Regions from separate parts of the Mus musculus genome. Here region 2 is linked to region 1. A link is a loop called in an ENCODE intact Hi-C map of the cell type or tissue named here. Cell type or tissue: gastrocnemius. All regions are shown on one strand. Each heading gives the region's core, and the rest is flanking DNA. Links, peaks and the distances in the headings are about the cores only. Region 1 holds the start of Xpo1 (exportin 1). Region 2 overlaps Fam161a (family with sequence similarity 161, member A).

Region 1 (15,041 bases), core at 3,350-11,349:
GCAATTCACCACGTTGTCTAAAAGGTTGATATCCAGTTTTTGGCTGAAATCAAGCAGCTGACGAGCTGCATGGTCTGCTAACATTGTCATAATTGCTGGCATAGATTACTGAAAGGAAAAAAAATGAAGTTACTTAAAAAGTTTGGACACTAGTTAACACTCAAGCTTTCTAGTCAAGTAAACTAACTTCAACATTCTTCATACAAAAGTACACTGTGCTGTCTTCAGACACTCCAGAAGAGGGAGTCAGATCTCATTGAGCATGGTTGTGAGTCACCATGTGGTTGCTGGGATTTGACCTCAAGAGCAGTCAGCGAGCAGTCAGCGCTCTTAACTGAGCCATCTCTCCAGCCCCAGACAGGACAATCTTAAAACACTGATTTTTTTTTTCAATGTACACAGTAGCTATAAGAACCAAACTAGTCACTTGGGAGGCTGAGGCAGGCAGATTTCTGAGTCTGAGGCCAGCCTGGTCTACAGAGTGAGTTCCAGGACGGCCAGGGCTACAGAGAAACCCTGTCTCGAAAAAACAAACAAACAAACAAAAAAAAAGCAAACAAACAAGCAAACAAAAAGAACCAAGCTAGTGTGTCTTGGTTACTCCTTTAACCTCTACGGAATTTATTTTCTACATCCAAGCTGCTCAGCTACATTACTTTCCATTCTCAACTGTGTTTAAACATTAAAATACTATCCATACCAAGAACATGGTATCATATGCATGTAACCCAGAACTTGAAAAGTTGAGACAAGGAGTCTTTAATGTGAAGACTCCCTGGGCTATATATAACTACTGACAAGTGCCATGCCGGACTGAAATTTTCAGAGAAACTCTGTCTCAAAAAACAAACAAAATAAACCAAGCCATGAATCCAAAGTTAGCCTGAACTAAACAGTAAGACCCTATCTTAAAAGACAGGAGGAGGGGAGAACCGTAACTAAGGTGCTCTCATGATTCAACTAGTCAATCCTGAGCAGTATTAGCTTTGAGACACTAACCAGAGAAGAACATGTGGCACTCATGCCTCCAATTCCAGCATTATGGAGGTAAGAGGAACACATCCCTGCATTGGAGACCAGTCTGAGTTACACAGTAAGAACTTGTCTTAAACAAACCAAAAAACCTAAGGCAGGCTTGGCTGCAACACTGAGGAGATAGAGGTAGGGTCAAAAGCAGGTAAAGCTCTGTGATACCAGTCTGAGCTACACTGCCAATTCCACGATAGCTAAGTCTACATAATAAAGCTGCACCATTTGGCACTAATGCAGCCAAATAGCCAGAGTTCAATCCAAGAGACCTACACGCATGCAAACGCACGCGCGCACACAGACACACACACACACATGATGAAGAGACCTGGTCCCCACAAGTTGACCTCTCACCTCCAAAGTGTACACAAGCATATAAATATTCTGCCAAATTTTCTTATTTTTGTGGTACCGAGGGACTGAACTTTGTAAATGCTAGGCACTGCACACTATCACTGAGCTGTATTTCTCCACCCCTTGGTTTTATTTTCAGATAAGACAGAGTTGCTAGCTGGTAATGAAGTCACTCTAGCCAGGCAACCCTTGAACTTGCCACCCTTCTGTCTCAGACTCAATATACAGCTTGGAGATTACAGGCTGGATCCTCTCCTAACTATAGAGCTGCATATGAATACTCTGCCTCAACCTTCCAGGCATTGCAACTACAGGTGTAGTGTGAGCCACTACATTTGGTTTGTAGTTCAAATTTAAACAATTTTGCATACCATTTAAAGAGGATACTTTAAGCATATCCATAATACCTTTTACAGCAGTTTACAAAACCTCCAGAATTTGGAAAATGAATAGCGTGCTTGATCACGCAGTTTCTGAATAATTAGGTTGGTATGAAAAAAGTTGTGTTTTTAAGAATTTACACGGGGCTGGTGAGATGGCTCAGTGGGTAAGAGCACCCGACTGCTCTTCTGAAGGTCCAGAGTTCAAATCCCAGCAACCACATGGTGGCTCACAACCATCCCTAACAAGATCTGACTCCCTCTTCTGGTGTGTCTGAAGACAGCTACAGTGTATTTACATATAATAATAAATAAATCTTTAAAAAAAAAAAAAAAGAATTTACACTTTACTGGGTTTGTGTGTGGCTCTGTGTGCCAGAGTGCAGGTGCCTGTATAGGCCTGAGCAAGGTGGAATCCCACTGAGCTGGAGTCGCAGAGATTATGAGCCACCCAGAATGGAGACTAGGTCCTCACCAAGAGCAGCAGGAATTCTTAACTGCTGAGCCATTCTGTACCATCCTTTTCTTAAAATAACAGTTTGAAACCTGTACAAAGTGGGCCTTGGTGGTCTAGTCCTATATCCCACCACCTAGGAGGTGAAGGCAGAAGTGTGAATTCCAGGATACCTTGGACTGCAGAGATCCTGAATAAAAAACACCTCAGCCTTTCAGTGAAACCTGGCTCAAAACACAGCTAGGACAAGTAGTTTCTCCGCTGTATTTCTGTAGTAGTGCTGCTGATACTTCAATACAAAGGTTTTATTAATCATGCCCAAGATAAAACTTAGTTATAATAAATCAAAGATTAGGTTTGGCTCAGTCAGTGAAGTGCTCTACTATGCATGAACTCCTTGGTTTCAAACCAGAAGTGTGCATCTGGAACCCCAGCGCTCTTGACACTCAAATCAGAAAACCAAGACCAAGCCTCATCTACATACAGAGTTTAAGACCAGCCTGAGCTATGAAGCCCTATCTGAAGTAACTAACAATCAGGCCAAGGCTGGGGGGTTTTTGTTGTTTTTTGGTTTTTCAAGACAGGGTTTCTCTGTATAGACCTGGCTGTTCTGGAACTCAGGTTAAAGGCATGCACCACCACCGCCCGGCATACTACTGTTAAAAGACAAAGGCAACAGAGTAAGACCTATCTGTGCTCCCCACTCAAACTCCTCACGAGTCCAAAAATTCTTTCATAGGTAGATATGCTCACATTTACACTCATGTAAAGATAAAGAAACTGGGCTGGAGCCCGGCAGTGGTGGCCCAGGCCTTTAATTCCAGCACTTGGAAGGCAGAGGCAGGTGCATTTCTGAGTCTACAGATTTGAGTTCCAGGCCAGCCAGGGCTATACAGAGAAACCCTGTCTCGGAAAAAGAAGAAAGAAAAGAAAAGAAAAGAAAAGAAAAAGAAAAAGAAAAAGAAAAAGAAAAAGAAAAAGAAAAAGAAAAGAAACAAACAAACTGGGCTGGAGAGATAGCTCAGTGGCTGTGCTTCCAAAGGACCCTGGTTCAATTCCCAGCACCCACATTGATCTGTAACTCTGGTTTCTGGTTTTCTGACACCTCCACAAAGACATACATGCAGGCAAAACACCAACAAAACATAAACTAAAAGTAAAAATAAATTATATATTAAAAATTAAAGAAAGCACCTGGGAGGTGAAAGGACAATTAACACCAAGGCCAGTGTTAAGAGATAAGACATATGCAATCCCAGAAGAGATGGAAGCACAGACTGGAATACACAGTGAGACTCTGTCTGTCTTAAGAAGGGAAAAACAGAACACTAATATACAAGAAAAATAAATCCCACTAACAAATAACTATTCTTTCCAATAACTTCAAGTGTCATAACTTTTACAGATTAAAACAGATTTTTCGAGTTTATGGTTAAAAATTGCAACCAACTTGTCTCAGACACTATCTCAATTTATAGTTCTTTAAAAAAAAAAGTAATGATTAAATGTTTAGTCAAATGACCCTACACTTAAGTCCTAAGTTTCATTTTCAAGTTGGTCTTCTCTAAGAATTCAGATACTAGACTCATGTGGGGGAAGGGGTGCAATCTAAGAATACTTAAATACAGTTGTTGGCCTTTCTCGGAACTAGCGGTTATCTTCCAACTTCAACTATAGGTAATCCAGAAATGGCGGCTCTGTGGTCAATGCCAAGCACATTTAGCAGCCCCAACCAAACAGCTTCCAAATAGTCATTCCACCGTCAGCCGTGACACCCACATTCAAGATACAGAATCATGCAGTAAGTAGTGCAGCTATGGAGGGATTGTTCACTTTCTGATTGGTTCACCTGTCTCGTTGGTGTCCCCCAATCCCAAATTCCACTCACTGGATTGTGAACTGTAGGAACCCATCAAACAATGCTGTGACTCTACAAGTGATTGTCCATATACCTTCAATGGCACTGCAAGCAGCAAAACACTACCCACCAGTAGCCATCTAAAAAGGTAAGTTCACAATGAGTCAAAAAACAAGATGCTACAAAAGACTGCTACTCCGTGTGTGGGCAATCGCCTGCTTCATTCAGTAAGAAACACACGCCTCACTAGGAAGGGACCGCCCTCCCCTGGCTTCCCACCCGAACGACTCTCAGCACTTCTAACTATAGCTCACAGGAGCACGCACTCACCCCGCCCATACTCGGAGGAGGCATTTAGACCCGGCGCCTAAGTTCACCGCCCTATTCTCTATGCAGCATGTCCTCTGAGTGATCCGAGGTCCCGCCTCGGCGAGTATTCAGTGCATCCTCTACCACCACTTCCTCTCCTACACCGCAAACTCAAGAAACCAGAAGGAGGAGCAGGGAGGGCATCATTCACTGTCCACGGCCAGCAGTACACGGTTTCACCAAGACATATATGCCCCGGGCGAAAACAACCTACAACACGGAACCCCAACTGCAGGCCCCCGAAAAAAAGAAATTAACTCCTCTTTCCTACTTCTTGTTATACACACACTCACAAAACCAACAACAACAAAAATCACCCACAAGGCTTTCGAGTTTCTTCACATAAGAAGGGACTCGGTAGCCCCTCCCTCCCCCATCCCAAGCTCTCCACCGAGGGGGCCACGTGATGCAGGCGGACGTTTCAATGCTGCTGCACTAAATATTTCTGGAAACTTCCACTCCTAATAATTTACAGAGACGTTCCCGAAATCACCCCCGACTCTCCCCAGCCCTTTGGACTGGGGAAGCCCTTCCACCCACGCGCAGGGGCTCAGCCTCACTACCACGCTCCTCGCCTTCCTCCACCGCCACCCGCACACGAAGATGACCCAGCAAGCGCTCCCCTCCCGCGGCCGCCTCCCCACCTCCATCACCGAGCGACAGAAGCGCTTCCATTCAATCTCAGGCTCCGCCGAGGGCCCCGCGCCCGCCGCCCGCCTCGCCTCATGCCCGCCGCGCCGCCGCCGCCCGACCCTCGGCCCCGAGCACACGACCGACTTACCCAGAAATTCAACCAACTGCTTCTTCCTTCCTTGTCCGGGCTTGGGGCGAGGGAAGGTGGGGAGGAGGGAGAGGGGAGGAAATCAAGGTGGGTTTCACAGTTTTCCCACCTTAAACAAAAAAGAAATTAAAAAGCAGAGAAGGGCAAAAAAAAAAAAAAAAGCTCAGTATTTACTATTCTAGGGACAACTCCACCCAACACACACTCACGCACACACACGCGCGCACGCACACACACGCGCCCCACCAAAAAGGGGAATTAATCCGAGAAATAAATGCTCCCGCCCGGCTGGGGAGGGAAGGAAGGGGGAGGGGAGCGGGCCAGTCCGTGAGACAGAGCCCAGGACCCTCCAGCCACAGGCGGCGGCGGGAGCAGCAGCGCGAGTCCGTACGGCCGGGGCCGCTCTGCCGCCAGTTGCAGTCCGGCTCCCCCTACCACACAGGGCTCCCTCGCTCACGCCGCTCCGGCGCCGGGCCCCCCCACCCGAGCTAGCCTAAACTTTCCCCCCTTCGCGTGCTCCTCAGCGACTGGTGCCTCCCCCCTCCCCCTCGGGATGGTTGCACGACTGCTGCAGCAAAGGCTGGAACAGGCACGGCCGCCGGGGCTGTAGCTACTGTTGCTCTTGCTGATGCTGAAGCTCCCGCTGCTCCTGCCGCGGCCGCTGCAGCCGCTTCTCCCCCTCCTCCTAGTGCCTCAAACTCGGAACCGGTTGAAACCGGTTCAGACTGGGAGATTCCATCTCGGTTGAGTTTTCAGCCCATGGCGCCGCGGAGCGTTTGGAACCTGGGCCTCCGCCCCCAGGCCGCGCGCCCATTGGTCGGCCCCGGCCACAGCCGCGCCATCAGCCTACCTCTTATTGGTCGGAGCGCCCGTCAATCCCACCTCAAGGCTCCACACGAGCCTGCCGCTTAGGCCCCCGCCTCTTTCCAGCAGTGATTTGCCCGCAGAGTGGGGGAGGGGAGGCGGGGCGGGACGCAAAGGAGTGAGGGGGGGGTGGAGGAAGAGAAGGTGGGACGTCGAACAGAGCCCAGCAAAGAGGAGAGCGGAGAAGCCTCACAGAGGATTGGCTTGAGTGAGCTGTCAGTCAAGTGCAGCCCGCCTTCTACATCCCTTTCCCCTCGAGTGGCTCCCCCTCTCGGTCCCTCGCTTGTAAGCCCGGCCTTTCCGGCTCGCCCATTGGCTGGGCGCCTTTGGTGACGGAGAGGGTGGGGTTCGCCCGTGAGCAGAAGGCAGCGCGGGTTTGAGCGCCGCGCGCGTTGCTCGTCTTTCTGCTTTCCCCCCCTCCCCGTTCCCTGGCGGCCCGCCCCCTCGAGCTCCCGCCAACCTCAGGGGCCTCGTCCTGGGGCCCCAGCATCCGCCCTTAGGATGGGGTCTGTGCTCGGAAAAGGGAGGGCACACCCTGTTTCTACATGGAAATAGACGGCCGCGAAGGACCGAAAAGAACACATAGGTGCCGGATGGTAGGCCCTGGGCCTTGGATCCGTTGTAGAGGCCTGGGTTTGGGCACCGCATGGGAACGTGAATAGCACGGGCCGAGGTTGGCATAAACGGGCGTGCAGTTTGGGCGCCTGGAAACGGTTGTCTAGTTAGTTATTGGACGAGCCTCCTTAAAAATTTAACTCTCTACCGGGCAGAGGTGGCGCATGCCCTTAATCCCAGCACTTGGAAGGCAGAGACAGGGATTTCTGAGTTCGAGGCCAGCCTGGTCTACAGAGTGAGCTCGAGGACAGCCAGGGCTACACAGAGAAACCCTGTCTCGAAAAAAAACAACAACAAAAAATTAACTCTCCCCAGACTGCTTCAACAAGAAGTTATTTCTAAAAATTAGTCCTAACACATTGAAAATCCTGTTGCTAACTTAACAATGCGTATAGACAGATTTTGTGCCAACTTCTTTTAACTTGGTGCGTGCCCTTATTATGCCACGCCCCTAGGTTAACCCATGGCTCCCAAGTGCCAGGTCAGTTTTGCTGATTAGGGTTGCTTAAAACAACCAGCAGTTGGGTGGTGGTGACAGAGGCAGAGGCAGGCAGATCTCTTGAATTCAAACAAGCCTGGACTACAGAGCAAGCTCCAGGACAGCCAGAACTACAAAGAGAACCCTATCTGGGGGAAAAACAGCCAGCAGTCCACCAAAATCGACTGGTCTGTTGTGCCACAACATTTATTAAGTCAACACAGTTGACCTGGCATATTGCACAGGCCTGAACTCCCAGCACTTGGGAAGAAGTGACAGGAAGAATAGGAATGCAAGGCCATCCTCAGCTACAGAATAAATTCAGTGTCAGCTGGAGGCAGAAGATGCTATCCCTATACACAAAAACAAATATTCGGAACACAGATCTGACACTGCTTATACATTTTCATTACCTTCAACAGTTAAAAACAATCCTACCCCCAAGGATAGAGATATGGAAATGTAAATAAACTAAGTCGAATACCTGAATTCAATGGGTATGGAAGACCTTATGTGCAATGTTCTATTTAATTCTTTATAATCTCGTGAGGAATTTATTTTGTTTGTTTGTTTGGGTCAGGGGCTGCTTGGCACAGCTCCAGTGAGGAAATGAGAGCACCTTGTTGAGTTAATCCATCGGTTCCTTTTTCTTTTTTTGAGACAGTGACTTGGTGTATAGCCCTTGTTGGCTTAGAACTGGCAGAGACCATCCTGCCTCCGCCTCCCTAGTGCCACTGTATCCTGTGACTAAATAAATTGCAGGCTGACCTTAAATTCAAATTTTCCTCTGTTTGTCTCTAGTGCTGACTGGAATTACAGGTATATGGATGCCTTTCTGAAAAATAGCCTTTGTGGCTTGGCACAGTGGGACACACCCTTAGTAGAAAGACTGGGGAGGCAGAGGCAGGCAGATCTCTGTGAGTCAAAGGCCAGCCTGGTCTACATAGAGAGTTCCAAGCCAAACAGACCCTGTCTTAAAAACAAACAAACAAATCGTATTTTTCCAAGTGTGGTGGTTCATGCCTTTAGCTATGGCTTGCTGTGGTGGTTTGAATAGGTATGGCTCCAACATATTCATAGAATGCTTGTCCCATAGGAACAATTAGAAGGAATGGCCTTGTTGAAATGGGTATGCCCTTGTTGGAGGAACTGTGTCACTGTGGAAGCAGGCTTTGAGGTCTCCTAAGCTCAAGCTATGCCCAGTGTGGCACACAGTCTTTCTGATGCTTGCAGATCTCTCAGCTCCTCCCGAACCATGTATGCCAGCAAGCACTCTGCCATGCTTCTTGTCATGCTGATACTGGACTAAACTTTTGAAACTATAAGCCATCCCCAATTAAATGCTTGCTTTTATAAGAGTTGCCATGGTCGTGGTGTCTCTTCACAGCAATAAAATCCAAACTAAGACACTTGCCCAGAGCTTTCTGTTGTTTTTGAGACAAGGTCTCTCTATGTAGATCTGTATGTCATAGAACTGGCTGTGTAGACCAGGCTGGCCTTGTACTTACAGAGATGTGCCTGCCTTTGCCTCCTGAATGCTGGGATTTAAGGTACATGCAACCATAACTCTTGCTGGCCTAGAATTTGCTGCACATACCTAGCTGGTCCACTGTCTTCCCTCTCTCTTGAGAGCTGATCGCAGGTGGAAGCAACCACTCTTCATCTCTTCAGTATTTCTAGATACAGGATAGTCCTACCCCAGTGAGACAGTATTTGAACAACCCTGAGACTCTGTCTCAAAACAAATCAAAGAACGTTTCCTTTAAAATAAATCAAAAGAACATTTCCAGCCAGGCACTGGTGGTGTGCATCTGTGATCCCAACTGTGAATGAAAACTCCTGAAAAGAAACTTTATGTGCAAAGACTGATAAAAAATTCCAGTACTGGCCAGGTGTGGTGGTGCATGCCTTTAATCCCAGCACTCGGGAGGCAGAGGCAGGTGGATTTCTGAGTTCGAGGCCTGCCTGGTCTACAGAGAGAGTTCCAGGACAGCTAGGGCTACACAGAGAAAACCTCTGCCTCCACCACGCCCGGCTAGAAGAGCCTGTCTTAAAAAAAAAAAGAATGAAAGAACAAGAGAAAAAAAGAGAGGGGGAGGGAGGGAGGGAGGAAGGAAGGAAGAAAAAGAAAGAAAAGAAGAGGCAGTCCCTCCAAGTCACAAGTCACCATGAAGTTTGCCTGGGTCTCACAGTTTTTTGGCCTGAGCCAAAAAAAGCACAACTCTTTTTAACTTTCTTTCCTTTTTCTGTTTCTCCTCTCTTTTAGTTGCTGGCCAGAACTAAGCATGCTTTTTCTGCTACCCTGAGCTCCTGACTTGTTTTCTTTCTTTTCTTGTTTTTGTTTTTGTTTTGTTCTTTTTTTCAAGACAGGGTTTCTCTGTGTAGCCTTGGCTACATGGTTGCTTGTCCTCTGATGCCAGCTTAATTAGCATGGCTTCTCACCTCCTTCATTCTCTTCCTGAGATGGGAGGAGGGAGGCAGCTGGAGAGATTTATAGGTGTATTAGTCAGGGTTCTCTAGAGTCACAGAACTTATGGGTCATCTCTATAGAGTAAGAGAATTTGTTGATGACTTACAGTTTGTAGTCCAACTCCCCAACAAAGATCAGCAGCAGCTGTGAATGGAAGTCCAAGGATCTAACAGTTGCTCAGTCCCACAAGGCAAGCAGGCAAAGACCCAAGTATCTTCCTTCTTCCAATGTTCTTATGTAGGTCTCCAGGAGAAAGTGTGGCCCAGATTAAAGGTGTGTGCCACCATACCTGGAGACTTGCTTTGTCTCAGATGACCTTGAACTCAGAAATCTCCTTGCCTTAATCTCCTGGGATGCATAGCTACTTTGCCAAAAGATCTCCATGCCAAGATCCAGGTCAGAACTTGTATCCCCCAGCCTTAAGATCAGGATCCCAGTTGCCAAAACCTGATGCTATTGTAGATGCAGGGAAGTGTTTGCTGAAGGGAGCCTGATATGGCTGTCTCCTGAGAGACTCTGCCAGAGCCTGACAAATAAAGAGGCAGATGCTCGCAACCAGCCCTTGGACTGAGTCCCCTATGGAGGAGTTGGAGAAGGGTCTGAAGGAGCTGAGGTGGCTTGCAGCCCCATGGGGGGAGCAACAGTGTCAACTGGCCAGAACCCCCCAGAGCTCCTGGGGACTGGACCACCAACCAAAGAGTATATATGGAGGGACCCATGGCTCCAGCTGCTTATGTGGCAGAGGATGGCCTTGTTGGACACTAGTGGGAGGAGCAGCTCTTGGGTCTGATGGGGTTCGATGCCCCAGTATAGGGGAATGCCAGGGCAGGAGTGGATGGGTGGGTTGGGGAGCACCTTCATAGAGACAGGGAGAGGGGGGGATGGCATAGGGGGTTTCTGGAGGGGAGTCCTGGAAAGGGCATAACACTTGAGATGTAAATAAAATATCCAATAAAATATAATATATATATATATATATATATATATATATATATCAAGATCACAGGTGATCCTTCCATTTCTGGATTGTAATTCATTCCAGATATAGTCAAGCTGACAACCAGGAATAGTCACTACAACAGGTTCCCAACTGTAGGAGCTTTTTCTTCTAATAAAATCGTCTTTGAGCTGAAAAACAGAAAAGAAAGGTCAGCAGAGCTACAAATACAAATAAATAAATATATTAATTATTGATTAATTTTAAAAAGGACTGAGGCTGTGCTGAGCAGGAGAGCACCCACCTAGCATGCACAATGCCCTAGGTTCAATCGCTAGTACCAAACACCAAACAAAAAAAAAAGTATACAATATTGTCTGCCAATGTCAGAATCAGAGCACATTACAGATAGGTTAGAATGGAAATAGCAATAAAGTGTAATAGTTCCAGGTCTGTAGAGGGAGACCCTGCCTGAAAACAAATGGAAGGAAGGAAGAATGGAAGAAAGCACAATAGTGAAGGGCAGATGATGCTCAGTAGTTAGGAGCATTTGTTCCTTTTGCAGAAGACCTGGGTTTGTTTGCGGAAACCACAGAATGGTTCACAATCATCTATAAATAGCTCCAGTTCCAGGAGAATATAGTACCCTCTGCTGACTTCCACAGACACCAAGCACACATGTGGTCCATGGGTATACATACTGAAAAACATAAAATCAATTGAATAAATATTTAAAAATTAAGTTGAAAGAAATATAAACTGAGTAGTGGAGTTGCATGCCTTTAATCTTTTCTGTTTGTTTGTTTGTTTGTTTGTTTGTTTTGAGACAGGGTTTCTCTGTGTAGCCTTGGCTGTACTGGCACTCACTCTGTAGACCAGGCTGGCCTCGAACTAAAAAATCTGCCTGCCTCTGCCTCCCAAGTGCTGGCATTAAAGGCGTGTGCCACCACCGCCTGGCACATGCCTTTAATCTTAGCATTTGGGAGACAGATGCAGGAGGGTCTCTAAATTCAAGGCCAGTCTGGTTTACAGAGCTACTTCCAGGAGAACCAGAGCTAAACAGACAAACCCTGTCTTTAAAAAAAAAAAAAAAAAAAAAAGTAATGTTGCGTGAAATAATAAAAAGGTAGAATACCTGCTAGCACCAGCTGTGTTCAAGTAACTCGGTTTCCCGCCACCAGGGTCTCCATGGTATCCAACTCCTTCTCTTGCTGGGGATCCTGCTTGCATTCCCAGCCATTTGCCCCCCGTGGTTAGCTGTCACAAATCCCTGTAACCTGGAAAATCAAAACTCTAGAGGCTTGTAATTTATCAGTCAGATTTGTATCAGTAAATTCTCAACCCACAAAATGCCCACACAAAGAACTTAAAACTCAACTGATAGAAACAGAAGCTGCACACCTAGATGTGGCAAACTCACCCTACTTATTAATCATCTAAGAAATCCCCAATGCATATGGGCCCCAGGACTGCATAGTTCTGATTCCTCTTTCTCTCTGTTAGGTTTCATCTTGTCTCCTCATCTCTGTCTCCCCTCTGTCTCTCAGTCTCTCTGTACTCTAAAATTCTCAGCCTGCCTTCTTTTTCCACTGCCCAATCCCAGGATCTAGCCTTATCTTGTGCCTGCCCTCGCCTGCATATAGACAGCAATCCACATTGTAATAACTGACTTGTAGCCATTTTTGAGGGTTGCAACTGGTCAAGGAGGAGATGCTAGTGGCATCTAATAGAGGCCACAGATGCTGCAAAACAGCACAGGAGAATCAACCCTGACTGCCACCTTCCCCCAAAATGTTAACAGCAGCAGGGGACTGAACTACAGGATGTTTGAAGTTATTCCAGCCCACTAGGGGAAGGAAGAAGAGGAGAGAAAGCTGCAACCCAACTGGATTAACTCTTTTCAGACTTTACCATAAACAGGCATCACCCTGCAGGCTTATGGAAATGCATGTTTTGATCTGGTTCTGGCACAGGCCTGAAATTGTTCTCTAGAAAACATTCAATCAATGTTGATGACAATCTACCAACTATAGTCTCAATAAAGACACCTAGATTATACCAGTGAAGTGTCTTGTGGTAGGATGAAGACAGAGAGTCTGTTCAAATTTGAACTGAGCTGGGTATGGTGGAGCAAACCTGTAAACCCAGCACTGGAGAGACACAGCAGATTTCTATGAGTTTGAGGCCAGAGAAGTCTGCATCATAACACTTACCTCAAAAAAACAAACCAAACAAACAAAAACAGAATAGATCAAAGAAAAACTTTGAGTTGAGCTATGCATTGTTAGTGTAGTGGCTATTCCTGGTTGTCAACTTGACTATATTTGGAATGAACTACAATCCAGAATTGGAAGGCTCGCCAGTGACCCTAATCTGGAGGTTGGGAGATAGAAATTTCTGATCTGGATCTTGGTATGGAGATCTTAAGGCATAGTGGCTATGGATTCCCGAAGAGACCTTTGGGATTTTGGAGCAAAGCTCTACCGTCATCTGCAGACAACTATTCTCTCTTTGAAAAACAGCTCTTGGCTTGCTATTGGGCCTTAGTGGAAACTGAACGTTTGACAGTAGGACACCAAGTTACTATGCGACCCGAACTACCCATCATGAGATGGGTACTATCAGACCCTGCAAGTCATAAAGTGGGATGCGTACAGCAGCAGTCTATTATCAAATGGAAGTGGTATATATGTGATCAGTCCAGAGCAGGTCCTGAAGGCACAAGCAAGTTACATGAAGAAGTTGCTCAAATGCCTATGGTTTCTACTCCTGTTACAATGCCATCTGCTGCCAAGCATGTGCCTATAGCCTCATGGGGTGTTCCCTATGATTGGCTGACCAAAGAGGAGAAGACTAGGGCCTGGTTTACTGATGGTTATGCAGGTTATGCAGGCACCACCCAGAAGTGGACAGGTGCAGCAGCATTACAACCCCACTTCTGGTACCAGGAGTGGGGTATTGCTGTGCTGGGCCTGACCATGCTTTTATTTGAAAGAATGTGGATTTTTGGACTTTGGATTTGGAACTCAGTGGAATGCTTTAAATGGGGCTTAATGGGTCATCCTAGTAGTAATATGAAAGACTTTGTTGCTGGGAGTAATTTGAACTGTGTTGACTTGGCCCAAGAGATTTCAAAGGAGAAGAATTTCAGTATGTGGCATAAAGACTGTTTTTGTGGTATTTTGGTGAAGAATGTGGCTACTTTTTGCCCTTGGCTGAAAAGTCTGTCTGAGGCTAAGGTGAAGAGACTTGGATTAATTGCATTAATTGCATTGACAAAGGAAGTTTCAAAGAAGCCCAGCAGAGACTTTGTTCTCTGGTTAAATCTCACAAAGAGAAGTTTGAACAAGCATAGCGAGTTTAGAAAGGCAAGATGTAAAATATATGGTTTGGGTATTAAGGGTGTACCAGGAAGTGAAATGAGCAAAATCCTGTGTTCTAGGAGATAACAGATTAAGGGAGTGGGACCTTGGGGCAAGAACCTACCAAGCTGAATTTAGATCCAGGCATTGTGGTACACACCTTTAATCCTAGGAGACAGGCATGCTGATCTCTGCATTCAAGGTCAATCTACAGAGCAAGAACCAGGATAGCCAAGCTTAGGCAGTGAAGGATTTAGAAAACATAAAGTCAGTGATAATGTAATAGTACAAGGGGATCATGTTCTAGTTCCTGTAAGCAGCAGAACTTGGCAGCTTCAGCCATGTGGCTCTGGCTCTAGAGTTAAGAATGGAAGGAACTACTGGGACAATTGATGCTAGTTAGCTGGAGCTAAGACCTTAGCAATGATTAAGAAGAGACCAGCAACACTGAGTTGAAATCTGGGAGCACAAAGAAGCTGTGTTCCAGAGATAGCCAAGGTTGTACCTCGTGCTGCAGGTGGACTTGGTAATGTGAAAGAGTCACCTAGGTGGTACTGGTTTTGAAGGCATGAAGGTGTCATGAAGAACAGCTGAGGCTTGGCACTGTGAGAGGTCATGGAAAGCCATTGGAAAAGGTGTAGCCTCAGCTGTAGTTGATGGCCCAGGACTGAAGGGGTCAGGCAAAGGATTTGATGCTTGGCACCATGAAGAGAGCCTATGTGAGGAGCCGCCCTCACATTTGCCATTATAAGATGGCACTGACAGCTGTGTTCTAAGTGGTAAACATAGTCTGCACACATGCAGGGGCAGTTTTCCCACCATGTGTTCTGCCTTTCCCGTGATGACAACTGGGCCGATGGGCTGCAGCCAATCAGGGAGTAATACGTCCTAGGTGGAGGATAATTCTCCTTAAAAAGGGATGGGGTTTCGCCATTTGCTTGCTTGCTCTCTTGCACTCTGGCTCCTGAAGATGTAAGCAATAAAGCTTTGCCGCAGAAGATTCTGGTTTGTTGCGTCTTTCCTGGCCGGTCGTGAGAACGCGTCTAATAACAATTGGTGCTGAAACCCGGGACGAGAAAAAAACTCGGGA
Region 2 (14,352 bases), core at 6,353-14,352, 240 kb after region 1:
TTTTAGGCCTTGAGATGGCTCAGTAGTTAAGAGCACTTATTTCTATAGAGGGCTTAGGTTCAATTCCCAGCACTCACATGGTAGCTCACAACTATAGTTCTACGGTATCCAATACCTCTGATGTCTGTGGGTAGAAATGCACATGGTGCCTACACAAAACACTCACACACAAGTAATCTAACTAAGTAACTAACGAAATACCCAATTTAAAGTGCTTTTAAGAGACGGTCTCACTATGTTGCATACAATGGTCATACACCCAGTGGTTGAATTCATAAAGACCTCCCCATGATATCCCGAAGCCTCAACAGAATCTGACTAAAAAGACCAGACTCTAAAGCAAACCGTGTCAGGAATGTCTTGAGGTACATGGGGTTAGTGACATGTTCTTTATTGAGCTACAAGCGTTGTCACATCTTAAGTGAAATTACTTTCTTGGTGGACTGGATGAAGCCGCCCCAGAAACATCATGTCTTGGCAACTGTAGGACACCGTAAGACGGAGCACAAAGGTGGAGGCCAGAAGTACTGAGAAACAGAAAGCTGGTGATGGCCCTAACCAATAAACACAACCTGGGTGACTCTTTCAAACAACATCGGCCTCTTCTGCAGTTTTTCCTCTTGTTCCTCCAGTTCTTGCCAATATTCTCTCATCCTGGCCTTTTCACTCCTTCTAGAACCAGATAAAGAGAGTGGCATTTTAAAGGTCAGCTACGGAAGCTCTCCTAGGACATTCACCTCAGAAGACAAACCAGGAAGTGAGAGCACAGCTCAGCCCAGTTCCTTTTCTAGACTGGCAAGATTTTCATAAATCCAGAATAAAAAGCCCAGGTTTTGAAGAAACACAGTGTACTGCCCTGGGAATGGTCTGGTCATTTTGATTTCCAAAGTCTTCAAGGCAAAAAGACTTCAGTCTTGCCTGAAAAAGTGTTTTATATAAAAGTATACAAAAGCAAGAAAGTCTGGTCCAAATGGGTATCTTAAAAAATATTCTTTCAAAAACAAGACCCTGAAACTGGTCAGTTGTGGCACAAACCTTTAGTCCCAAAACTCTGGGGCAGAAGCAGGCAGATATCCCAGTGTGGGACGAGCCTGGCCTACAGAGCTAGTTCTTAGGGCAGCCCAGGGTACACAGAGAAACCTTGTTTCAAACACCAAAATAAAAAGACCCTGCTTTTCTTCTTTCCCTAAATGAGATCACCTAGTGGGCAGTGGCAACATTAATTAAGTGGGAGTAGGTAAGAGAGAAAGTGGGGCTCATGAGAATGTAGCAACTGAGGGCAGAGCCAAAAGCATGAACCTCGCTGTGCTCATCCTCTGGACCAGATCCCACAATGAATTAAACTTCACTGTTTTTTTGTTTTGTTTTGTTTTGTTTTGTTTTGTTTTGTTTTCCTCTGTATAAGATATACTAGAAGCAACCAAGACAAGAGAGTTTCATGGGTACGGAAAATAATTATACTTTACAAAAATTATGCTTACTCAAAGTAAGTTGGTATTCAACTTCCTACAGGCAAATACTGTATTCCTAAGGAATTTTTTGCTCAAGTTCATCAAACTCGGCTCTATTAGTGGGCTGATCCTATACTGTAAAGGAAGGCTCAGTGATAAAATAGATGTACGTATTTGGATCTTAAAAGTTAATAAGTCATATTACTTACCCAGCTTTGGAGGGCCTTTTCTTGCTTAAGCATGACCATTTTTATGTGCAATGTTTGGAATGCTGGTTTTCAGACTCTGCTTTATAGAATTCTAGTAGTATTCTGTAAAGGACTGTAGGTGTTCTGTGGCTGCTATCAGTCATGAGGGGCAGCATGTACCCACCATGCATCCACTCAAACTGTTGTATTTGGTACAAACTTCGAACAGAACTCCCTGACTTATCCAGATCAGCCAGTCTGTGTACAAGATCCTGGCTTTGGTCCTCACATGCCCAGCCCCCAGCACCAGATGTATAATGTACATATGTATGTATGTATAATGTATGTATGCAATGCATGTATATATGCCAAATATTTACATAATTTATAAATAAGAACACACTTGCATAAATAAGGTTTTGTGCTGGTTTTTAAGCAATTACTAACTATGACCATAACAAAGCCATTTCTGTTCCACATGGTCTCATGGTTCTCGCTATGGAGGTAAGTAAATACACTGACTGTCATTATAAGATGTATATGTGTGCATATATGTAACAGTTGAGTAGGAACAGCCAAAGATTATTTAAATCCATAAATTAAGATGCCATAGTATTTTCATATCTAGGTATCCACTAGTTAAGCAGGAGGAAAGGAAAGGAAAGGAAAGGAAAGGAAAGGAAAGGAAAGGAAAGGAAAGGAAAGGAAAGGAAAGGAAAGGAAAGGGAAGGAAAGGAAAGGAAAGGGAAGGAAAGGGAGTTTGGCAGCTGATGTTGGCGTTCCCAGGCTCTTCCGTGGTACCTGAGCTCCTTCACCCTGGCTTTAACTATCTGAGACAAGCTCTGGTGGGAGCCATAAGCCTTAACCCGGGTTGCCAGCAGTTTCTGCAAGTCTTTCATTCTTTGCTTCTGTTTAGTTAGGATCCGATTTCTCTCTTCTTCCAACATTTTCTTTTCCTCAAGGGATTTCCTGAGGGCAACAAACTAAGGCTTAATTAATGCACTTTAAGCCAAGGAGGAAGTTGTCCAGCAAAGACTTAACAGGGCATAATTCAAAGGCTGGAAAAAAAAAAAAGCCACCTTTTGACCAAAATCTTAATTGTGACCTTGGAAATCCAAGCAAGGCTGATGGTGTAAGCTTATCTACCTATCATCCCCAAGGAAATCACATTTGTCTCTTAGAAGAACGTTCTTAGCAAACGATTTTCTACCATGTCATACAATACCTTCCAGATAATTTAGTAAATCCAGATTTACCAGGGTAAAACCCATAGGGTTTTATGCCAGTTCAGCAACCATGTGGCAGGGAGTGACCGTCCTGAGGCCTTACCTGATGGCTTGCTCCCGCCCTCGGGAAGACGCGGTGGGCATCGGTGGGCTGCATTCATGAGGCCTGGGCTTTGGGTTCGAGCTTCTTCCCGGTGACTTGCGCCTAGGAGACCGACCCGGCCTGCGTGTTTCTCTCAAAATTTCTTCATCTGCTCTGATGTCTGCCAAGAGTTTCTGTCTTTTATCAGAGTCACAAGGGGATTCGTGAAGACAACACTCTTCACAAAGCATTGGGCATTTCAGAAAGCTGTATTCAGAGAAGGGCTCCTTCCATTTTTCTAAGTCTCCATCACGCCTCAGGCACCTACGCCTGTGTTTACCCCTGGGCTTTGCAGGACTTCTGGGGTCCCTGAAACGTCTGCAAGCTGACCGACTGGGCCAAGGCGAATTCTGTAACAGATCTCTGACCTTTGGCAGCATCCTGCTGTCCCCATAGAGCTCTTCTTCCTTTGGCTTGTCACTCGCAGCTGGCCTGTAAATAAAACGAGGCACAGGTTTGGCTTTAAACTGATTCGTTTTCCTTTTAGCCCTAAAAAGGTCTCTCAGCTTCTTCTCGCGGACTGCTTGCTTCTGTTCCTCCCTCGCAATGAACTTAAAGGGCTTCAGGGAGGCCAGGAGCGCAGCTCTGTTCCTCTCCCGGGCCTTCTTCCGGCGCTCCTCACTCTGCTTGACTAGATCCTCATAAAGGGGAAGGAGCACGCAGGAAGGAACGGGATTGGCTCGGAATTTCTTCTTACACTCTGCATCGTCCTCGTCCCTCTTGAGCAGCTTTGTTTCCAGATCTGACCGAGCACTCAAGGCCTTCTCTCTCCGATTCTGCTCTCTTACCGTCATTTCAAAGGGTACAGGCACTGTAATCTTGGGTGTCAAGGATTTAGCTTTCTTCCTTTTTTTCTTAGCTGTTCGGGAGTCTGAGTCATACTGAATATAATCTTCAACAGAAAAGTCGTTCCACATGTTGTTTATGAGCTCCTGGGCATGGACCATTGCGCTGCTTTCCCCGGGAGTCTTTTCCTCTAGGTCGGGCAACCCCTCATCAGTAGTTGTGGACAAGGAGGACGACCCGTCTAGGTCAGGCTCTGAAAGTGAGGTCACTGACAAGGCAGGATGTGAGCAGCTCTTTTCCGATGCAGAACTAGGGAAGAAGAATAATTAGGGTGCACTTCCAATTTTATGTGGCCAAATGTTAAAATTACTGTAATTACAGATTTTCTAGTATTAAGGTATAGTCAGCCAGAAGGGAGTAGCTGTCTAAGGGTCGTGACAATATCATTTTTCGTTAGAATAGAGCTGAAAGATGACTATGAATTATCTAATACACTCTCACTTTTCAGAGAAGGAACTTGAGTCTCTTCTGTCTTCTGAACTGCTTCTCCTGTCTTACTTTTATTCATCTCCTCTGTGCTTCCCAGAGTCACCATCTTGACCATGTCTGACCATGTTACTCCTACCTAACACTTTCATCTTTGCTACAAAGTCTGAACTACTTGTCAATCAGTACTGGCCCCTGCTTAGCCAGCAGTCTTTCCCCTCCCTAGCCTAGTTATCATTCTAGAAGTGTTCTCACCTGACTCCTTTCTCCACCATGCCTGCTGCTGTCCTGAAGGCCACTCCTTGCTTCCTCTATCCACTCTGCCTCTTATTTTTCTCCAGTTTGAACTCAGTTGGGCATGCTAGTGCATGCTAATAGAAACCAAGACTGGAAGGATATGGGGGTTCAAGGCTAGCCTAAGCAACATAATGAGAGCCCATCTCTTAGGCACTGAGGATTTGATTCCTAGCTTTAATTGGAGGGGGAAAATCATACTTATGTATGACACCTTTGTTGACACCAGCCCCTGAGCATGATCACCACTTCTTCTGTTTCAGAGACACTGGAGTGTCATGTCGTATTGCATGTCTACTTTTGAGGCTTGGTCTGTTGTCATGTATTGTAATGCTAAATTCTGTACCTGAAGGTCTAGGCCGCCAAGGGAATTCTCACATTTACAAATTTTTGTTGTGCAAACCTTGTTTCTCGATTTAAAACTATTGTTTAAACAAAATTGGCTACAGCCAATTACTGGAGGGATTAGAGGGAGGTGGGTTTTAGGTAACCTGGTTGGGGTGGAGAAGAGACTGAGAGGATGGTAGGAGAGAGAAGAGACTGAGAGGATGGTAGGAGAGAGAAGAGACTGAGAGGATGGTAGGAGAGAGAAGACGCCGTGGGCTCGGAACCTTAGAGTCCTGGCCCTGAAGGCTGGCCAGTTGGAGCTGGGAGCAGCCCAGATGGAACACAGCAAGTAATAACTCGGCGTCATAGATAGGAAAGTAGATTCTAATAGCATAGAGGGTAATATCTGCCCAGCTCTGGTGCTGATAAAGGCTAATTGTAAATAACAAAAGTTGTGTCTCTTATTGGAGAACTGAAAGGTCAAAGGCAGGGTAAAAGCCCTCAAATGAGATCAAAGTCTGTGACCTTCTTGGGGATGTCAGAGCTCAAACAGCTCTGACACACAGACAATGTACAGTCAGCTTACAGTTTCAAAGGAAGCAGGGCCACATTAGAAAAGAGCGTTGATGCTAGATTGCTTTTAAAAACAGAAATCAAGGGCTGGAGAGATGGCTCAGAGGTTAATAGCACTGGCTGCTTTTCCTGAGGTCCTGAGTTCAATTCCCAGCAACCAAATGGTGGCTCACAACCATCTAAAATGAGATCTGGTGCCCTCTTCTGGCCTGCAGGCATACATACAGGCAGGCCACTGCATACATAATACATAAATCTAAAAAACAAACAAACAAAAAACACAAATGACAAAACAGAACAAAAAACCCCAGAAGTCAAAACCTTGCATCTTTAATGAGCTCATCTTTTAATTTTTTAAAATAAACTTTAATTTTCATTCTTTAAAAAAGACTGGCTGGGCATGGTGGCACACACCTTTAATCTTAGCACTCCGCTGTAGGGGAATTTCCCTTAATCATCTGATTGGCTAAGAAAGATGACAAGTAGCCAATCGCTGGGTGAAAATGAGGAAGTGGGTTTCGGAGCAAGAAAGGAAGAGGAGGGAGGAGGAGGAGTTGAAGAAGATGGAGGACAGAGGAGAACAGGGTTGTAGATGTTGGAAGGAAGATGGAGTAGAAGCGAATGGCCTGGAGAAACTGCAAGGAGTAGGGATTTCATGGCTGGGGAAGAAAGTGTTGTAGAGGCATGTCTGCCCAGTATAGGTGTGCAGTTTATAAATATACAACTGAGTTGTGTTTTCCTTGAATGGACTTACTGGGTTTGGAGATTCACTGCAACAAAGTTGTGTTTTCCTTAAATGGGCTTATAGTGGTTGGAGATTTACCACAACACTACGCAGGCAGAGCCAGCTTGATCTCTGTGAATCCAAGGCCAGCCTCAATATTTACATAGTGAGTTCCTGGACAGCCAGATCTACACCAGAGAGACCTTATGTCAAACAAGAACAAAAGGCCCAGCTCAAGCAAAGCATGGTTGCAAGTAATCCCATCATCTAGGAAGTGGAAGTGAGAGGATCAGGAGCTCAAGGACATCCTTGGCTATGTAAGACCCCCTTTCAGGGACCCCCACTCTAGTCTCGGGAGTGAGAGAGCACCCAAAGAAACACGAGAATCCCTCCTGTTGTAAACACATGAGGCAGTTTAATGATGGAGCTCCGGGTCGAAACATATCTCACGCAGGAAGCAGTGGATTCAACCACGAGGCTCGAGAGCTAGGGGTGTTTGTGGGGTAAGGGACTTAGGGGTGGGGAATTCAGCATAGAATTCAGCATAGCGACACACTATTGGCTTATTCAAACATCAGCAGAAAAATTACATGTACGTGCAGGGTGTCAGAGTTCTGTGAGTTGTTGACTCAGTTCAGATAACCCTGTTATGTCCTCACATTTCTCTTTATCTTTATGGTCAAGCTGTTCCCAGGAATGTTTTAACTACGGGGCATAACCAGGTTTGTTTTTCTTTTTTCTCAGCCCCAGGCAGCCTCTAGGCTCACAAACAACCAGAAATTTCTGAGTACTTTATATGACTTACAGGTCTTGAAATTTCATCTTTCTTTCAGCTACATTGCAAGTTGGAGACTAGCCTGGACTACATGAGACCCTGTCTCAAAAAAAGAAAACCATGATGGCTCATGCTTGTATTCTCAGTATTTGAGAGGCTGAGGCAGGAGGAGTGCCCAGAGTTTGGGGCCTGTAGGAGTAGTTCTGATGCTTTGATTTAATAGGAATCTGTGTGTGCTGACACTGAAGGGCCTTGCTCCCAATTGGTTTTTGACCTATCAATAAAGATGCCAGTGGCCAATGGCTGGGCAGAAAGAAAGAGGTGAGACTTCCAGGTTCCCACAGGCTAGGAAGAGAGGAGAGAGCAGGAAGAAGAGATCTAGAGACTTGGGAGAGGCAGAACAGACTCAGAACTGTAGGGGAGATCTTCCAAAATGTAGGAAAAGGAAAATGGCCCACAGAAAGGCAGCCTAAAAGTGTCTTGGGCAGCAAGACCAATGGACTTCACAGAAGAGCAACTAAGCTGAGGGAAGATTCAGAGGTGTTGAGCTAGGAGTGAAGGTAGGGCATGCTAGCCGCAGAAAGCACAAAAGTGTCTAGCCACAGAGCCAATAAAGCATTTAAAAATAAGTTTGTGTGTGTGTGTATCTTTCATCTGTGATTCTGACAGAGCTGTTGGGTGGGTGGGTGCCTGTGACCAGCCGGGAGCACAAAGCAGAGAAGCCAAAACTCCCTCAACAAAGGCATGTTCTCAGCCATCCTGGGCTGTAGAGAGTATAAGATCATGTTTCAAAATTGGGCCAGCCTAAATATTTTGATGCATATCTGTAAGCATAAGTAAATCAGAAAAACACAGATGAAAGGACTGGAGAGATGGCTCAGAGGATAAGAGCACCCGCTGCTCTTCCAGGGACACAGGTTTGATTCCCAGCACCCATATGGCAGTTCACAATTCTCTATGGACACCAGGTACACAAGTGGTGTAGACATACACACAAGCAAAACACACTTAAAATGGCAATAAAAACAAACAGATGGCCACCAAATGACCCTCAAAGCAAGAGGGAACCTAGTAAAATGATAAGCCATTAAACATTGTGAATAAAAGCCCACCTTTATATATCATCAATAGGAAGGACTATTTAGAAGCAAATACTGTGGGATACTGTCTTCCACACTTCGACGGGGCATTTATCTTAGTTCAGCTCACAAATGACAATGACAAACTTATCTAGAAGGGACTTACCTCGAAGACGAATCGCTGATCCCATCCCTGATGAACCCCGCCTGGATGTCTTTTATATTTAGCTTGTCCTGGTACATTTTCTCTAATTTTGACATGGTTTCTTCATGGACAGCCTTCAGGTCTTTGAGTTTCCTGAAATACTCTTCATCAGAGTGGTAAATATCAGAGAAGTTCATAGTGCTCTCGAATGCCACCTCTTCATCCTTCCCAGAAAAGTTGTGACAACCTGCCTGATGTGAAGAGAACCCTGTTATCTGCTGTTTGGAATTAAATAACAAATTGACACTGATCCAAATGCTGATTCTTACAGACGTCTCACTATGTAGCCTAGGCTGGCCTCTAACTCCGTATGTAGACCAGGCTAGCTCCGAACTAGTGATCTGCCTGCCTCTGCCTCCTAATCACTGGAATCAAAGGTGTGTGCCTGCCACCATGACTGGCTCTCATCCATTTCATAATGATCAGATTCCTAGGTAACTGACAGAAAACATTCATGTGATGTCACTAACTACTGCACAAGGCAGAATGGAGCTCAGCTACAAGCATCTCTCCAGGAGGCCTCTGCTGAGGTGTGCACTTTTTTTGCTGAGAGACGAGCGGCTGCTGCTTCTGTGCCCAGCTCCTGCCTTGGGGCTTTGATGATGTGCGGTGGACAGGGAGCAGGAATGGGGCCCAGGGACAAAGTCCTCAGTGGCTCTCCTGGGAGCCCAGTTGGGATGATCTTGGAGGGGAAAAGGACACAGGAGAGGGCAGAGGAGAGTCGCTGCTGTGGGCAGCAAGAAGAGTAACGTCCACAGGTGGCAGACACTTAGGGCACGAGAAGAGAGCATGGAGTGATGTGTGGCTGGAGACTCCACACTGGAGCTTCTGATTGGGCTTCCTCTCCCCCACTACTCATCTTTCTCTTCTTCTAACTGACTCAATTAAGGAGAGAAAAACCTCACTTTCTAGAGCTGGAGAAATTGTTTAATTGCTCAAGTGTTTGCTATGGAAGCATAAAAAGCTGAGTTCAATTCCTAGAACCCACGTTTAAAAAAAAAACAAAACCAAAGCTAGACATGGTGACATAAGATTGTAATCCCAGCACTGGGGAGGTGGGAACAGAAGGGTCCCTGAAGCCTAATCAGTGAGAGCCTTCCTCAGATAACAGCAAACAACAGCACTGAAGAGTGCCACAGCATAGAAGTTGTTCTCTGGTCTCTGTGCGTGTATATATATATATATATATATATATATATACATACACACAGGTATGTGCACCTAAACATACATATAACACACCCCAAACCCCTCACTTTCTTTATAAATATAATTTTTAATGTTCTCAGTTGACAAATTTTAGATTATGTATGATGCTATGCATAAAGGGCCACCAACCATGGTTTAAGTATAGCCTACCACCTTAAACATACTCGAAACCAAACAAGAGTATGTCCAAGTTAGATTTATAATAATATAATCTCAGAAAATAAGACTGTTTAGCCTTTCCAATGGGAAAATTCAGAAGAGTCCATTGTGAACAATGATTTGAGCTGGAGAAGTATCTCAGTTGTCAGGTGTTTGCCTGTCATGTACCAGGCTATGGGTTTTTCTTCACATGGGGAAAGGATGGGATGGATGGATGGATGGATAAATGGATAGATATGTATTTTTTAAACTTTGTGCATACATGTGTATGGGTGAGTGCAGGTGCCCACGGAATCCAGAAGTAGGTGTTCAATCCCCTGGAGCTGGAATTATGGGTAGTTTTAAATTATCCAGTGCGGGTCCTGGCAACCAAATTCCAGTTCTCTGCAAGAACATCAAGTACTCTTAACCACTGTCTAGCCTGAGGCCTTTGTTGCTCTTGGAAGAAGACCCGTCTGATATCGTCCCATTTGGGACAACTTCAAGGAAACAAGTGAAAGAAAACAACTTTTCTTTAATAGAACTGATACATAGAAACTTAACAACACACAGGACCAAAGAACTATTTACTGTATGCCACACAAGGCACTTAGAAGAATTTTTATTTCACTGCCTTTGCAGAGGAACCAGATTCAGTTCTCAGCATACATACAGTGGCTCACAGCTCCATAATCCCAGCTGCAGAGATTGCAGCACCCTCTTCTGGCCTCCAAGGGTACAACACAGCATGACCAACTCACACAGATCCACATAGACAACCCACCTCCCAGTAAATACACATAAACCTTAAACAAGAGAAAGAGAGAGAGAGAGAGCCATAGGTCACCAACCTTAATCCCCACACTTGGGAGGCAGAAGCTGGCAGATCACTGAGTTCCAGGCCAGCCTGGTTTATGGAATGAGTTCCTGGACAGCCGAGGTTACACAGAGAAACCCAACCTCGAAAACAAACAAACAGAAGAATGATCAGAGTTCCCAAGGTCTCTGCCTTTGATTTGCTCCATCTCTTGAGGATGCTGGTGACCCAGAGCTTGCCCAGGACACTTGCTCACTCCTCATTCAAATGCCACCTCAAGAGAGTCTTTGTTGACTATCCTTTCTGAAATAACAACTCTCCCAACATACCATGAGTCCTCCTCTGCTTCCCAACCATCTACCCCATCCTGGTCACATGCATACCCAGGCCTGCCCAGACAGGAGAGTCAGCTCAAAGGCAGAGCTTGTTTGCTTTGTGCTTTTGTGTCCCCAGCTTCTAGAAAGGTACCTGGCTAAGAAAACATGTCTGGTAAATATTTGTGGAATGAAAGAAGGTATAAGTTTGAAACTATGTAAGTTTTCACCAAAGGAAAATAGCAGGCGTTTCCTTTGCAAGGGTTGGAGGTCACTGAAGGGCTGCACTGGGATTACAGAGTATTAGGGAAAAGACCTACAATCCAACATAAATGAAAAATCTAAAACCAGGCCGTGAACCTGTCAGTGTTTTATATTTATATGTCCTCTAGCTAAAATAGGGAGCAACTTTCAGGCAGAATATCCGCGGGCTCATTCGTTCTCCTAGAAAAATCTCTTCAAAGGTCCTATCTCCATTATCTATACTAAAACCAGCAAGTCTCTGACCTGGAAGAACTGTAGGAAAAAGGAGCAGCATGAAAGAGCGGGCCTGGTGAGCGACACTCACACTTGAGGATGCACAGTGCCCAGTCCACTGTTAATACGAGCGGAACTTTCCAAATAGGCCCTCCTAGTTTGCTTGTATTTTAACCTAAAACAGATGAATGGCTAGGAAATAACTCCCAATTCTCGCTTCACCTTCGCCCCCTGCCCCAAGACTGTCCGGTTTGCAAAACACAATGTGCAATGCTGGTCCTGTCCTCCCCCTTGATACTAAGCTTTCCGTGTTGTGAGTGCCACTACAGAAGAAGCTAATCTTCCCGAGAGTGGCCTGACCCACTTACAGATGTATCAGCTCTCCCAGCACCTGAGGCTTACCTTGTGTCAGCACCATAAGGAACTGTTTGTATTGTAGTCTACAAAGTTTATCTGACATTCTGGAGCTTTTACTAATTTATGTTCTTTTCAATGCTGAACTTGGTAGCCCCTGTCTGTAATTCCAGTACTCAAAAAGCAGACATAGAAGGACCCTAAGTTCAAGGTCAGACTGAGCTACATTGCCAGTCTGAGGCCAGCACATGCATGCTACATGAGATCCTCTGGGCTAGGCATGGTGGTACACACCTTTAATCTCAACATTTAGGAGGCAGAGCTTGGCAGATTTCTATGAAGCCAGCCTCTTCTACATAATTCCCCCACTCCATGAGCTCCAAGCCAGGCAGAGTTACGCGGTGAGACCCTGACTCCAAAGAAGAAAAGGGCCAGGAAGCAAAGGAAGAGGAAGGAAGGAAGGAAGGAAGGAAGGAAGGAAGGAAGGAAGGTGTTTTACAACAATGTTTAATGGCATATGTGTACCTCAGCCTCCCAAGTACTGAGACTATAGCTGTGGGCCATTGTACCCAGATAATGTTTAAGATTTATTTATGGACAAGGTCTTGCTATGTTGTCTAGGCTGGTCTGGAACTCCATGTGCTTTAGGGTGGTCTCAAACTTACAGTTCTGACTCCACCTTCCAAATGATCTAACATTAGATATTTGAAAAAGAGAATATATTCAGTGGGTATCACTGTAACTGCAGCTTCCCAAAACAATAGACAACATCTTGCAACTATGAATACTAAATTAGACCCTGGGCAATATCTAGTGGATACCTGGCCTGCTCAGCACCTAGTGCTCCTTAGGCAAATGACTCCACTGCCCCAGCAGCTGTGTCTTTCTCTGCTCTTCCTACACACCAACTGCTCTCATAACCCTTTTATTTCTTTAGGAAAATAGAAACCACCAGAGGAACACTCGCTCTTCTCTCCACCTACAGAACTCCCCTCTAGGGACACACTCTCTATTCTTCATTTTCAGGGGACTGACAAAGCATTTGTCCATTCACCTCACTGTTTTTCTCAGTGAATGTGGGACCCCTTGGCCCTTGTTCCAGTCCTACCACGGTGTCTGATCCTTAATCCCTTTTGTCTATTAAGTCTCTACTAAATGTTGATGTTCTCTCTCCACACCTTTCGTGTGTGTGTGTGTGAGAGAGAGAGAGAGAGAGAGAGAGAGAGGGAGAGAGAGAGAGAGAGAATGTGTGTGTGTGAGAGAGAATGTGTGTGTGTGTGAGAGAGAGAGAATGTGTGTGTGTGTATGTGAGAGAGAGAATGTGTGTGTGTGTGAGAGAGAATGTGTGTGTGTGTGAGAATGTGTGTGTGTGAGAGAGAGAATGTGTGTGTGTGTGAGAGAGAGAATGTGTGTGTGTGTGAGAGAGAGAGAATGTGTGTGTGAGAGAGAGAATGTGTATGTGTGTGTGTGTGTGTGTGCGAGAGAGAGAGAGAGAGAGAGAGAGAGAGAGAATGTGTGTGTGTGTGTGTACACCAGAGGTCAGTGACAGGCTTTTTGTCCCCTCAGTGACACAGATACAGACCAGATTAGACCAGATTAGAAGTAGATAAAGGCAGGTTTATTAGGAGGCTGCTCTCAGGTGGGCTCACTGATCTCACAGGTGTGAGAGATCCAGGCCAAAGCAAGGGGATCTTGTAGAGTTTAGGTTGGGAGTGCTGCCATGCTAGCTAGGAGCTGGGATTGTGTCCATGCATGGTCAAAAACTGAGCCCCCAAATGGGCACTCTTGGGCAGGCTGTCTGAAACTCAGAGACAAGGAGCGCTGACATGTTAGCTTGAGTATTCTCCAAGCAGACAGTGGAGATTTCTTTAGGTGGGTGGGGTTGGCAGGAGGGCAGATGTAGTTCCCCAGCTTGTGCAGGGGATAAGCAGGGGTTCCAGGCTAACATCCAATCTTAGCTGAATTCCCTAGCCACTGTCCACTTTATTTTTTGAGGTAGGGCTTTCAGCAAATTCCAGGAATCTGCCTGTTTCTTCTCTCTCCAGCACTGGGATTATAGACAAAAGCCAACACACTGGGTTTGTATTTGGGTGTTGGAAACCCAAACTCAGTTTATAACAAAAATCTTCAGTTAGCAGGGCACTCTGGAACATAAGTACAACTATACAAAGGACAGACCTTTCTGCCGTAGTAAGCCAAAGTATAAATCAATTTCCAAGTGAATTGTTCAAGCTGGCAGTTGTTACAATTACTACTAATTTATGTAAATTACTCTAGAAATGACACCCATTCTCTCCTTTGGTTCTTAATAACAACTGAATAAGGTGGAAAACGGAGACAATTATAGTCCTTTTATAGACAAAGAAACAGAAATCACGGCCTAAGATCACCCAGCACATAGAAGAAAACGGCTTCTGACCCGGGTCCAAGCTCTTGCCTTCCCTGGCATTTCACCTTCTGTAACCTATGACAGGCTGTGTTGAATGATTATCAGGTATAAACCAGTCCTAGGGTTCTGAACCTCATAGCTGGTTAGGCTCTGCTTCACTCTACATAACCTTGAAACATTTGCTACAGGCCAGGCCTGGGGCCCCATACGCTTAATCCCATTACTTGGAAGGTGGAGGCAGGAGGATCAGGAGTTTAAGGTCATCCTTAGCCACAAATAGCAAATTTGAGGCAATCCTGGACCAAAGGAGTCACTGTCTAAAATAAAACAAAAAAGCCGAGGATGTAGCTGTTGGTACACCACTTGCCTAGCAAGCACAAACCCTTCGGCCCACCCCA

Evidence for each region. Hi-C counts contacts between places; a loop is a spot of excess contacts. Peaks named below come from ENCODE experiments on the same cell type or tissue, not always from the same donor. Only the 100,000 strongest peaks of a DNase experiment are listed, where the experiment ranks them.
Region 2: it touches region 1 in a loop (2.3-fold over the local background); 19 of 42 quality-filtered maps call a loop at or near these places.

What each region holds. Positions count from the first base shown.
Region 1 is chr11:23,246,902-23,261,942 of GRCm38, reverse strand. Xpo1 (exportin 1) reads right to left here and starts at 5,902. Exons shown (of 26, transcript NM_001035226.1): 1 at 5,783-5,902; 2 at 5,226-5,299; 3 at 1-108. The coding sequence starts at 102. In gastrocnemius, for the core only: CTCF peaks have their summits at 4,482 and 6,367; DNase peaks (open chromatin) are centred at 6,121, 6,357, 7,220, 7,813 and 3 more places; H3K4me3 peaks cover 3,497 bases; H3K27ac peaks cover 3,863 bases.
Region 2 is chr11:23,009,750-23,024,101 of GRCm38, reverse strand. It overlaps Fam161a (family with sequence similarity 161, member A), which reads right to left. Exons shown (of 5, transcript NM_001363283.1): 2 at 10,455-10,563; 3 at 8,218-8,447; 4 at 2,969-4,102; 5 at 360-672. The coding sequence starts at 8,393. The coding sequence ends at 555. Among named protein-coding and RNA genes, the nearest start is that of Fam161a, 8.6 kb to the right of the region's middle. In gastrocnemius, for the core only: a CTCF peak has its summit at 10,317 (motif pointing left); no DNase peak of the experiment used is centred there.